Linked DNA regions of Homo sapiens: region 2 is linked to region 1. A link is an interaction called in ENCODE POLR2A ChIA-PET data of the cell type or tissue named here. Cell type or tissue: OCI-LY7. All regions are shown on one strand. Each heading gives the region's core, and the rest is flanking DNA. Links, peaks and the distances in the headings are about the cores only.

What was found. Peaks named below come from ENCODE experiments on the same cell type or tissue, not always from the same donor. Only the 100,000 strongest peaks of a DNase experiment are listed, where the experiment ranks them.
Region 2: POLR2A ChIA-PET joins it to region 1 with 11 read pairs; 2 of 35 experiments call an interaction of 5 or more read pairs at or near these places.

The regions. Positions count from the first base shown.
Region 1 is chr22:40,002,043-40,007,416 of GRCh38, forward strand. All of the region lies in intron 1 of FAM83F (family with sequence similarity 83 member F), which reads left to right. Among named protein-coding and RNA genes, the nearest start is that of FAM83F, 9.8 kb to the left of the region's middle. RefSeq lists enhancers at 3,301-3,802, 3,803-4,302. In OCI-LY7, for the core only: no CTCF peak of the experiment used is centred there; no DNase peak of the experiment used is centred there.
Region 2 is chr22:38,901,559-38,906,932 of GRCh38, forward strand. The region is part of intron 1 of LOC105373032 (a long non-coding RNA gene); the gene reads left to right. Among named protein-coding and RNA genes, the nearest start is that of CBX6, 32 kb to the left of the region's middle. RefSeq lists enhancers at 1,824-1,993, 4,248-4,417, 4,315-4,484 and a cis regulatory region at 1,909. In OCI-LY7, for the core only: no CTCF peak of the experiment used is centred there; a DNase peak (open chromatin) is centred at 2,663.

The sequences.
Region 1 (5,374 bases), core at 197-5,196:
CTGCCTTCGGGAGGCTGTGGCGTTGGAATCCTCAGCCCAGGATCTATGCTGGGATCTGGCATGGGCAGAGAGGGATAAAGCAGGAAGGTGCAGAGGCTTCCTTGTTCCTAAAGCGGGGGTCCCCTGAGGATGTTCCCCACACACGGTCATCCTGAAGGGCCAGACTGCTGCACAGGCCCAGCCCAGAGAGCCCCAGGGCAGCCTGGAAAGACTCCCCAAGTTCTTTTAGTTCTGGAGAACTAAAGCTTTCATTGGAACAAGAGGGTGGAGCTGCTGATGGTTAACCCTGATGTAATCATTGCCTTGGGCTGTGTTTCCCTCTTTGGGGAAGAGGGAGGGGAGAGTTGGCTCCTCTGAAATCCGATACTTTGGGTCCCTGAACCTCTGAGGATGGGTGTTTCCCAGAAAGTTCAAAAGTAGAAGTTGGGGCCTCAGTAAACTTCATGACCTTCTCTTGAAGGTTCACGGTAGCAAAGCCAGTTCTGTTGGGTGGAGGTCTCCAAAAGTCCAGGCCACTGGCGGGTGGAGGGATCCCATGCGGCTGGGAGCCAGGAGCCTGGGAATCGTCATTTTTGCCCTGGCCATCTCTTTCCTAGCTCACTGGGTGACGTGGGGTACATCATTTAGCTTTGCTGGGCCTCTGTTTCTGCATCTCTAACATGGGGATAATTCTTGCCTTCTTATTTCCACAAATTGTTCTGAGAACCTAGTTCAAGGCTATGAGAAAGCACTTTGAGAAGGGTGAGTGATGCGTGCAGTAAAAGGGATTTCTCTGAAGAAGGGCTAATGTTGAGTGACAGGATCGGTGCCCTGTGTGCCATTTCGTTTCGTTAATCCAACCCTCAGCACCTTGCAAAGGAAGAGATATTTTCCCTGAGGCTCCGGGAAAGCATAAGGTTGCAGAACTCAGAAGAGGCTGGGGGAGATTCCACCCAGGTCTCAGCTCAAAGTGGTGTCCATCCACGGCAGTTGCCCTTGGGAATTGTCCTCTGGGGCCATCTCTTCCTCTAAAACTTGCAGAAACATTCAAAGTCTGTATGTCGCCAGCCAGGCCCTGGGAGGCTCTTGGACCAGTTCTAGAGACAGACAAGTACACAACTGCCAGCTGGTCCACTCTGTGCTAAGGCTGGGGAAGAGGGTTCCTCCTGCCTAGTGACATTGAGGCAGGTAACACAGGGAAGCTGGGTACAGGTAGTTTCTCCAGAGACCTAGATTGTCCTCTTTATGGCCACTTTCTGGCCCCCTGGGACTTACGCCCCTCCCTGACAGGCTGAGACCTTGAAGTGAATCCTAGCCCAGCAACTGTCAGTCCCCCCATCTTCTCACCCCCAGGGATGCTGCCTCACCTTGGCTGGTGGCCAGATCTGCCTCCCTTTTCTTAGAGCGTGCAAAGCAGAGCCTATTTGGGGACAAGCTTCCAATCCAAGCTGGGGGAGGTGGGGAGGAGGGCAGAGAACAAATGAGCCCAGGGCTGCGTCCTAGCTGACCACCTGCCCCCTGCTCAGGGGGGGTGTCCTGAGCCACCCCCAAGGCTGAGTCATTCTAGCTATCCCTGCCTGCCCCCACCCCCACACACCATGCCAGGTGCCATGACCAGCCGGCCTCAGCTGGAGCTGCTGCCCTTCCCAGTTTCCTTGTTCATTCTCTGAAATCAGAGTCTGTGGACTTGCTAATGATCCCATAATCTTAGCCCTGGAAGAGAGCCTATGGCTTTTCTAATTATTAGTCTCTCTGGCCCAGGTTTCCAATAATCTGGAAACATATGCACGCCGGGGCACAGCTTGCACGCCGGTCATCATTCTGCTGGGCTCCTTGCAGTCCTGGCAAGGCATGTGGGAGGCTCCGGATAAGTGTTATTTTATTTATTTATTTATTTTTCAGCAGTGAGTCAGGAGATGGGGGTGCGGAGGTGGGACCCAGAACTCTCTACCTTTCAGTGGGCCATTGAGGACAGACTATGAGTTTCCCGAACTCACCCGCCTGGGAGGGCTCCCAGATGGCCTGGAGATTCCTTGCATTTGCTCATTCACTCACCATGTTTCACTGAGACCCAACTATGTGCCAGGAACCAGAAATTTACAGAGGAGTACGGTGAGAATTCTGCCTTAAGTCTAATGGGGGGTGACAAAAAGAAACTAAATTTCAGCACAGTGGTAGGGGTGGGGATATTGATAGCTATTACTTATTGGGCATATAAGTGCTAGGCAAATGCCAGCCCTTTTAGAATTTTATTTTATTTTATTTTATTTTATTTTATTTTATTTTATTTTATTTTCTGAGAGGGAGTCTTGCTCTGTCACCCAGGCTGGAGTGCAGTGACTCTTATCTCGGCTCACTGCAACCTCTGCCTACTGGGTTCAAGCGATTCTTCCGCCTCAGCCTCCCAAGTAGCTGGGACTACAGGCGTGTGCCACCACACCTGGCTAATTTTTGTATTTTTAGTAGAGACGTGGTTTCACCATGTTGCCCAGGCTGGCCTTGAACTCCTGACTTCAGGTGATCCACCCGTCTCAGCCTCCCAAAGTGCTGGGATTACAGGTGTGAGCCACCGCACCCAGCTAATTTTTTATTTTTAGTAGAGATGGGGTTTCACCGTGTTGGCCAGGCTGGTCTCAAAACTCCTGACCTCAAGTGATCCACCCTCTTCGACCTTCTAAAGTGCTGGGATTACAGGCGTGAGCCACCGCGCCTAGCCTATTCCATTTAATTTTTTTACAACAATCTAGCAGCTTTTCATTTTACGGATGAGGAAACTGAGGTTCAGAGAGGATAAGGTCACACCACCAGTAAATAGGATGCTAGATGGGAACTGAGATGTGTCGATTCTCAGGCTTGTGCACCTGTACTGAGCTCCAGGTGAACAGCAGCTTCCTGGGAATTGATGGCTGAATCAGCCAGTTGTGGAAAGGCAGGGCAGGCTGTGTACAAAACTGGAGGCCCAGGACACGTGGACTCACACTGTTTCCATCACTTGAATGCCCTCCTGATCACTTTCAATCATATCCCTCCCTGCACTCTCAACTTGCCTCCGTAGGGAAGCCCTCCCAGGTAACATCATCTGGCAATAGCCACAGAGTTATCCTTGCTGCGTCTCAGCACCTCCCAGGCAAACTGCCAACTCCATTTGTCTTACCCTGATAGATCAATCAAGAAATACCTCGACAGATATTTCTTGAGCCCTGCCTCGCTCTGTCCATGTACTTGAGAGCTCAAGGCTAGTAACACCAACCAGCAGATGATCCTAAAAATCGCTTGTGTATCTTCTTTGGATTTTTTTTAGCCACTGATTTATCTTTCTAATTATGTTTGGCTTTAAGCTAATGTTAAAATGAGCTTGCATTAGATAATTTTCACTAATTAACACCAACTTAGTGCCGGGAAAGTCATCCCAGAAGCTTGCCGTGGGGCAGGGAAAAGCTGGCCTAGGATCTTACAAAGAATTGCTCTGCCTACTCCCTGGCAGGTCACAACACGTGGCTGTTCACAGCTGAATTAGCTGGCCTTGCTCACATGGGTGCCATCTGTCTTCCTCCTCTGGAGAGCCAGCCTGGGTCTCCTTTGTACATACACCCTCCTTCATTCAACCTTGTCGAGAGTGATGGCCTCACTGGATCAGCTCGACAGGGAGTGAGCCCCAGGGGTTGCAGCAGGGAGACCTGACCTGCAGGGTCGGAATCAGAGCCCCACACTGAGGTAGAGGGCTCTGGGAGAGGAAGCGGCCTGGCTGGGTGGAATTGGGCTCTGCTGCTGCCAGTGTAGGGAGGGAGCCCAGTGTTTTATGATGTCTAATTAGTGAGTCCAAGACAATGGAACGCGGCCACAGATAGCTGGGAAGCCCCAGCGGACGAAGCACAGATGCTCTGCTGCTGGGGTGGGGGCAGCCTCGCCTCCAAGTGGGGAACAAGACCCTGTTGTAGCCGGGCGCGGTGGCTCACGCCTGTAATGCCAGCACTGTGGGAGGCCGAGGCGGGCAGATCATTTGAGGTCAGGAGTTTGAAACCAGCCTGGCCAACATGGCGAAGCCCCGTCTCTACTGAAAATATAAAAATTACTCAGGTGTGGTGGCATACTCCTGTAATCCCAGCTACTCGGGAGGCTGGGGCAGGAAAATTGCTTGAGCCCGGGAGGCAGAGGTTGTAGTAAGCAGAGATTGCACCATTGCACTCCAGCCTGGGCAACAGAGTGAGATGCCATCTCAAAAAAAAAAAAAAAGATGCTATTGCAGCTCTGGATTTGGCTCTGCCCTCTTGATGGACCAGGACTCAGGCCCAAGCCACATCTCAGCTCCCCAAGGGAAGCCACCTATGTGGAGGCATTCTGTTTAGATCGATGGCAGGGCTCTGTCCCCCACCCCTCCTGGATAGATGGGGAGACACCCTCATGTGCCTAGACAGACACAGCACTGGGCAGACATGTGTCCTAGGGAAGGCACACACTACACTGGGGACTGAGGACAGAGGACAATCCTGGGACAGCCCTGGGAAGAGTGAAACAAGGACCTCAACAAAGAGCATTCCCATCACTACAGGCTTAGAGAGTGACTGTGTGAGTTAAGGCACAAGCCGGGGCCTGCTGGGTGAGTTTGGAGAACATCAAATAATCTTGTGGGGTATGAGCTGATTATCTGGGGGAAAGTGGATAAATGCCTCTTTGGGTTGGACGCACATGAAGGGTCTGCAGCCAAGCTGAGGGCCTTGGACTTGGCTGTAGGCAGAGTCCGGAGCCGCTGAGTGGGCAGGGAAACGGGGAAACAGGGCACTTGGGTTGTGTTACGGGGTCCGTCTGCCAAGAGGGGAACAGTCAGGGCAGCGTGAACTAGCATTGCTGCACGGTGACCCTGAGCACCTCCTGTGTGTCAGGCCCTGTCCCAGAGGAAGGGCAGAGCTCAGCCAGCTGGGGCAGGCACCAGGCAAGATTTTATCTAGGCTTGATCACATTTCTTTTCATCTTCATAGAACCATGAAGTAGCCTCATTTTACAGGTGGAATTCAGAGGGCTTAAGTAACTTGCACAAGGCCTCACAGCCTGCGTGGAATCTGTGGCACTTTCCCCACTGCAGTACACTTCCGTACTGTTGGATCGATGTGAATCTAGAGACCAGGGATGGAGGAAGTTAAAGGGGTGCTCTGTGGGGGTCTTGCAGCAGGAGCCCCTCCTGCGGGCAGCTGTGCAGCCTCCTCTCCTCTCCTCCCCTCCCCTCCTCCTCTCCTCCTCCTTTCCTCCTCCTCTCTTCCTCCTTTCCTCCTCTCCTCCTCCTCTTGTCCTCTCCTCTCCTCCCCTGTCCTCTCCTTCTCTCTTCTTCCTTTCCTCCTCCTCTCCTCTCCTCTTCCTCTCCTCCTCCTCTCCTCTTCCTCTCCTCCTCCTCTTCCTCCTG
Region 2 (5,374 bases), core at 213-5,212, 1.1 Mb before region 1:
AGTGGAGCAGTTGGCCAGGCAGTGGACCAAGGCTTACCCACTGATGGTACCAGGCAGGGCAGGGCCATTTGCAAATGCTAGCTATGCTAGCTACTTGTGGCCAGTGGACCCTGCGACTGGGGCCTTGGGAATTCCCAACAGATGCAGAGACTGCCTTTGTTTGGGGTATTTTCCTTTGCCTCCTTTTCATGGCATCAGGTGCTATCATGCTCTGATGGTGTAAGGAAAGCAGCATTCAGTAAGTTGATGGCCTTCAGGACTGGGTAAGTCAACCAGAGTGCACCTGGAGTTGTCTGTCTCTGCCATCTGGGCTGTCCAGCCACCTGGACCTAGCATAGGTCATCTTGGTGCCATCTGAGCCTCCATGCTATCTGCACCTAACACAGGTCACTCTGTGGTGCCCTCTGGGTTTGACACAAGATCTCAGGACTTTTCTCCAGTCTCTCCTCTTTGGGGATTGGTATGGAGTGCTCTGTCTGCATGGGATCTGTCTGTGTTTGTGTCTCTGTTTAGTGTTACCCCTTTCTCCAAGGGTGCTTTGGACTAGTCTCCATCCCACCCGCCAAGACTAGGTCAGAAAGCATCAAGATAGGCTGCTTCTCTCCTCTGCAGGGGAGAAAGTTTCCAATATCCTAGCCTCTAATTTTGTCATCCTCTCTGAGACCTCCAGAGTATTTCCTGAATCCATGTCAAGGTTTGTGGGGGGAGAAAGCAAGTCAACTCTCTTTTCTAGACAATCTGAGACTCCACCTGGTTACATATTATGGCCAACTTTTGTGCACATTTTAAGCTGATGGGCAAATTACAGTAAGGGAAATTCAGAGGTCAAATGGTTAACCTGCAACTCTACAGTTAAGCAGAGTCTTCTAAGGCTCTCTACCTCTCTTTTCTTTTCTGCCTTCTTTGAATCTGCTGTTATTCAGCTACTGGTGTTGAGATAAAACTTACTGTTTCCACATTACTTGGAGATTTTGTTTTTCTTATACATTTCAGCCAGTTCTAGCTAAAATGGAAACACTAGAAACTCACTTGAAACTGCAGAAAAAAGAAGAGTAAAAAGGTTTTCAAAACCAAACTGCCATAGAAACTACTTTACCCAAATTTTGGTTCACAGATTTCCTTAAATTGGGGCAAACAGCTTTCCTTAGCCATGTGAACAGGTTCCAATTTCATCAGAAAAATAATTTGGATCCAGCTATCTTTTATAAAGTGGTGAGTCTGTACTGCTATCTTATGGCTGGAGTTCCAAAGTAAAAGCTATTGGATCTTTGTGCATGTAGGTATACATGTTTAGATATGCTTGTGTGTACATACATGTATTATGTTGTATATTGTGTCTAGCATGCTACCAAATTGGATTATAAGTAAATGAGTACTCATAAATTAAATAAGTCCAGATGCTTTTCAAATTCACATGAATCTTTGGTAAATAAAACTAAAATTATTGATAGAAATGTCTTCAAAATTGTCAGAATACATTTTTGTCTGAGTTTTTTAACCAAATGGTTTTATATTTGTCTCTGTCTACATGTTAAGGTGTCAGAGTTTCACATAAAGGTTATAGGACTATAAACCCAAACAAAACCAAAATTATCTTTGTGTAATTTTTTTTTGACAAAAAGACTAGATTGTTGGTTTAATTAAAACAGCTGAATCTTCTGAGTTATTGGCAAAATGTGTTTACGTTTAAGGTTCTTGGGTGTTCACCTGCTATTCAGACTTTTAAAATGGTTAATAAATAAATAACTTATTTATTTATTTATTTATTTATTTATTTATTTTTTGAGACAGGGTCTTGCTGTGTTGTCCAGGCTGGAGTACAATGGTGCAAACTTGCCTCACTGCAACCTCCTCTTCCCAGGCTTAAGTGATCCTCCCACCTCAGTCTCCCAAGAAGCTGAACTATGGCTGTGTACCACCACGTGGTACCAGCTAATTTTTGTATTTTTTTGTAGAGATGAAGTTTCTCCATGTTGCTGAGGCTGAAATAAATTTAAATAATGACTAGATTTGTGTAACATCTCAGTTTTCAGAAGTAATCTAGATAAACTGTTAAAAATGGAAAAAATTGAGTACATGTAAATGAGATAAATGCTTGTAAGTGGACTTCTTGTATAATTTAAAATCTTGACATTATTTTGAATTAAATAATAGATGCTTTTTTGGATGTCTGGGTCATTTCCAATTAAGAAAAAAATAATGTGTGAAAACATGTTATAATGTTATAATATGGGAAAACGTAATATTATGGAATGGTTTATAATATTATGGAGTAGTTGTTTCATCTACAAAATGCTAATATCTAACAAACAGTTCAGGATTTCTTGCTTCATAGGTTTTTACTAAAATTTAAGGTTACCAAGAATAAAAATTCTAATTAATATATAATCGTGTAAGTTGTGTTATTGAAAACTAACACAATACTTTTATGTAATTTGGGGGTTATTTAAAAGTAACTTCTAAAAGAAGGTAGAAAGGACCAGTAAGTAGGAGAGAGATGTTAAGAAAGTTGTGGTTATGAAGATGTGTTTTTGGTAAGAAAGGTTATAAAGAAAAGAAAATGATTTTGTATAAAAATATAGCCTCATATGGTAAATTTTTGTCCTAAAGAAAAATGATTATTTAGGAAAGAGAGAAGTATAGGACAAGTCAGAAATTCCAAGCATGTCATAGACGGTCTGTATAAGTTGCAAAATGTTCATGAAGGGGAATTTATAAAAGGAATTTTGTGGGTTGTTTTTTTTTTTGAGATGGAGTCTGCTCTGTCTCCCAGGCTAGTGTGCAGTGGAGTGATCTTGGCTCACTGCAACCTCTGCCTTCCAGGTTCAAATGATTCTCCTGCCTTAGCCTCCTAAGTAGTTGGGATTAAGGGTGTGCACCACCACACCCAGCTAATTTTTGTATTTTCAGTAGAGTCGGGGTTTCGCCATGTTGGCCAGGCTGGTCTCAAACTGTTGACCTCAGGTGATCTGCCTGCCTCGACCTCTCAAAGTGCTGGGATTACAGGCATGAGCCACCACGCCAGGCCTATAAAAGGAATTTTGTCTTGTGGTTAAGTTAGCTATGATTAAAAGGGAATTATTTATGATAGTATTTCTAAAGAACAGTCCCCTATGTTAAAATGGGGCTTTCTTAAGCTATTGATTTGCTCTTATTAAAATTACAAGAAGATTTGCTTTTTAATTCTATAAACTGTTTCTTTTGAAAACTTCTTAGATTAATATCTTAAAAGTTCAGCTTTTGTTGTATCTCACTGCATTCAGCTTTTTCTCCCTTTGAAAAGGCCTGAGATGATAACTCTCCTTCAACTTTGTCCATCAACTTCTATAATTTTTTCCCCTCTGGATCTAACTGTTGTGGCCAGATGCTGAAATGTTTTATCTTAGAAGTCTGTAAAAGCAGTGGTTTCCTCCAGTATAACTTGATTCTGTTGTCTTGGCTTTTCTTGATATGTCTAAATTTTCAGTTAATCAGGAAACTTCTCATGCAGTTACTAAGAGTCATGTATTCCCCTGTTATACTCATGATCTTGAACATACTCTTTCTGTGTCTAATTAAATTAAAGCACTTTTTTTCATCAAGTTTGACTTCCAGGTTATCTAAGTGGGCTTCCCATAAGGAGAAGCAGTCACACCGCAGAAAGTTTTTCTTTGCCTTTTTGGCAACTGGCTCAAGAAACAAGATTCTACATTTTATGGAGGTAATTCCTATGCTGTCTTTTTTTTTTTTTTTTTTTTTTTTTTGAGATGGAGTCTCGCTCTGTCACCCAGGCTGGAGTGCAGTGGCACGATCTCAGCTCACTGCAAGTTCCGCCTCCCGGGTTCATGCCATTCTCCTACCTCAGCCTCTCAAGTAGCTGGGACTACAGGTGTCCGCCATCATACCCGGCTAATTTTTTGTATTTTTAGTAGAGACGGGTTTCACTGTGTTAGCCAGGATGGTCTTGATCTCCTGACCTCGTGATCCGCCTGCCTTGGCCTCCCAAAGTGCTGGGATTACAGGCGTGAGCCACCATGCCCTGCCCCTATGCTGTCTTTATTAGGTTTTGTTTGTTTGTTTGTCTTTGAGACAGAGTTTTGCTCTTGCCATCCAGGCTGGAGTGCAATGGCACGATCTGGGCTCACTGAAACTTCCACCTCCCAGATTCAAGCAATTCTGCCTCAGCCTCCTGAGTAGCTGAGATTACAGGCGTGCACCACCACACCCAGCTAATTTTGTATTTTTAGTAGAGATGGGGTTTCACCATGTTGGCCAGGCTGGTCTCAAACTCCTGACCTCAGCTGATCCGCCTGCCTCGGCCTCCAAAAATCCTGGGATTACAGGCATGAGCCATCACAGCTAGCTATAGGTTTTTGATTGCTTAAAAAAACTGAGATTTAAAAGGGTTAAGGCTTTTACGCCCATTTATCCTTCTGTATTGCCTTTAAAGTCTTTTAGTTATCTCCTTGTTTCAATGAGTAACTACTATTTTACAATGACCATTATTCTGTTTTGATAAAATGTTTTGAGCTTTTTAACATATTTGACAAACATCCTCAAATCAAATCCTAAATTAAGAGCCTGACTTACTGCTGAGGTTTATCAAAGCTATAAAAGTTAATCACTGGAAGTCTGTAAAATCTTTTTACAGCTTCCAGTCAGGTCATGAACTCAAGTATCACCACCTTCAGCCTCAAAAAAGCCCTAAAAGGTGCTATTAACTAATCTTTGTGCTGTTAAGTTATGGGGCTTTGACTCCTGGGTACACATATCTCATCTAAAGAAGGCATTGGCTCCTGCCAGTCTCTGACACCAAACTCGAGTTAGCCAAAGCCTCGTCTTTAGACCTGGGCAAAGGAGACAATCAAAGCAAACTGCTTTCATGAGACATCGGGATAGGTTTGTATTGAAAAACATTAAGATTCATTTAATAATTTTGCCTCTATCTGAAATAATATAATTTGTTCTATGCCTTGATACTAAATAATTTAAATGTTTAATGACCTATGAACTTCCTTTCCTGTTCTCCTCAGAACTAGGCAGGGCTTATGATCTTTTTGTGTAAAACATTGCTAATTCTTTATGTTTTGTTTTGCCTTCAAAATTTGAAACTATTCAATCCCTGCAGGCCCAGGGACTATTGCATGAGATTTTAAGGGCTGATTTTGAGAGAGAAAATTATTTCAGACTCTCCAAATCGAGAACTAGCACACAGATGCCTAAACGGCTGAACAAAATGCTTGTGTTTTGTATAGCCAATTTCTACAAGTCAAAAATACAGTAGTTCAATGCATTGAATTTATAGAGAAGTCAATTTTAGAACCTTGCCTTTTGGCTTTTGGTTTTTGGCTCTTACATTGCTTAAAGGGGGTTTCCCCTCTGGCCTAGACTGTTT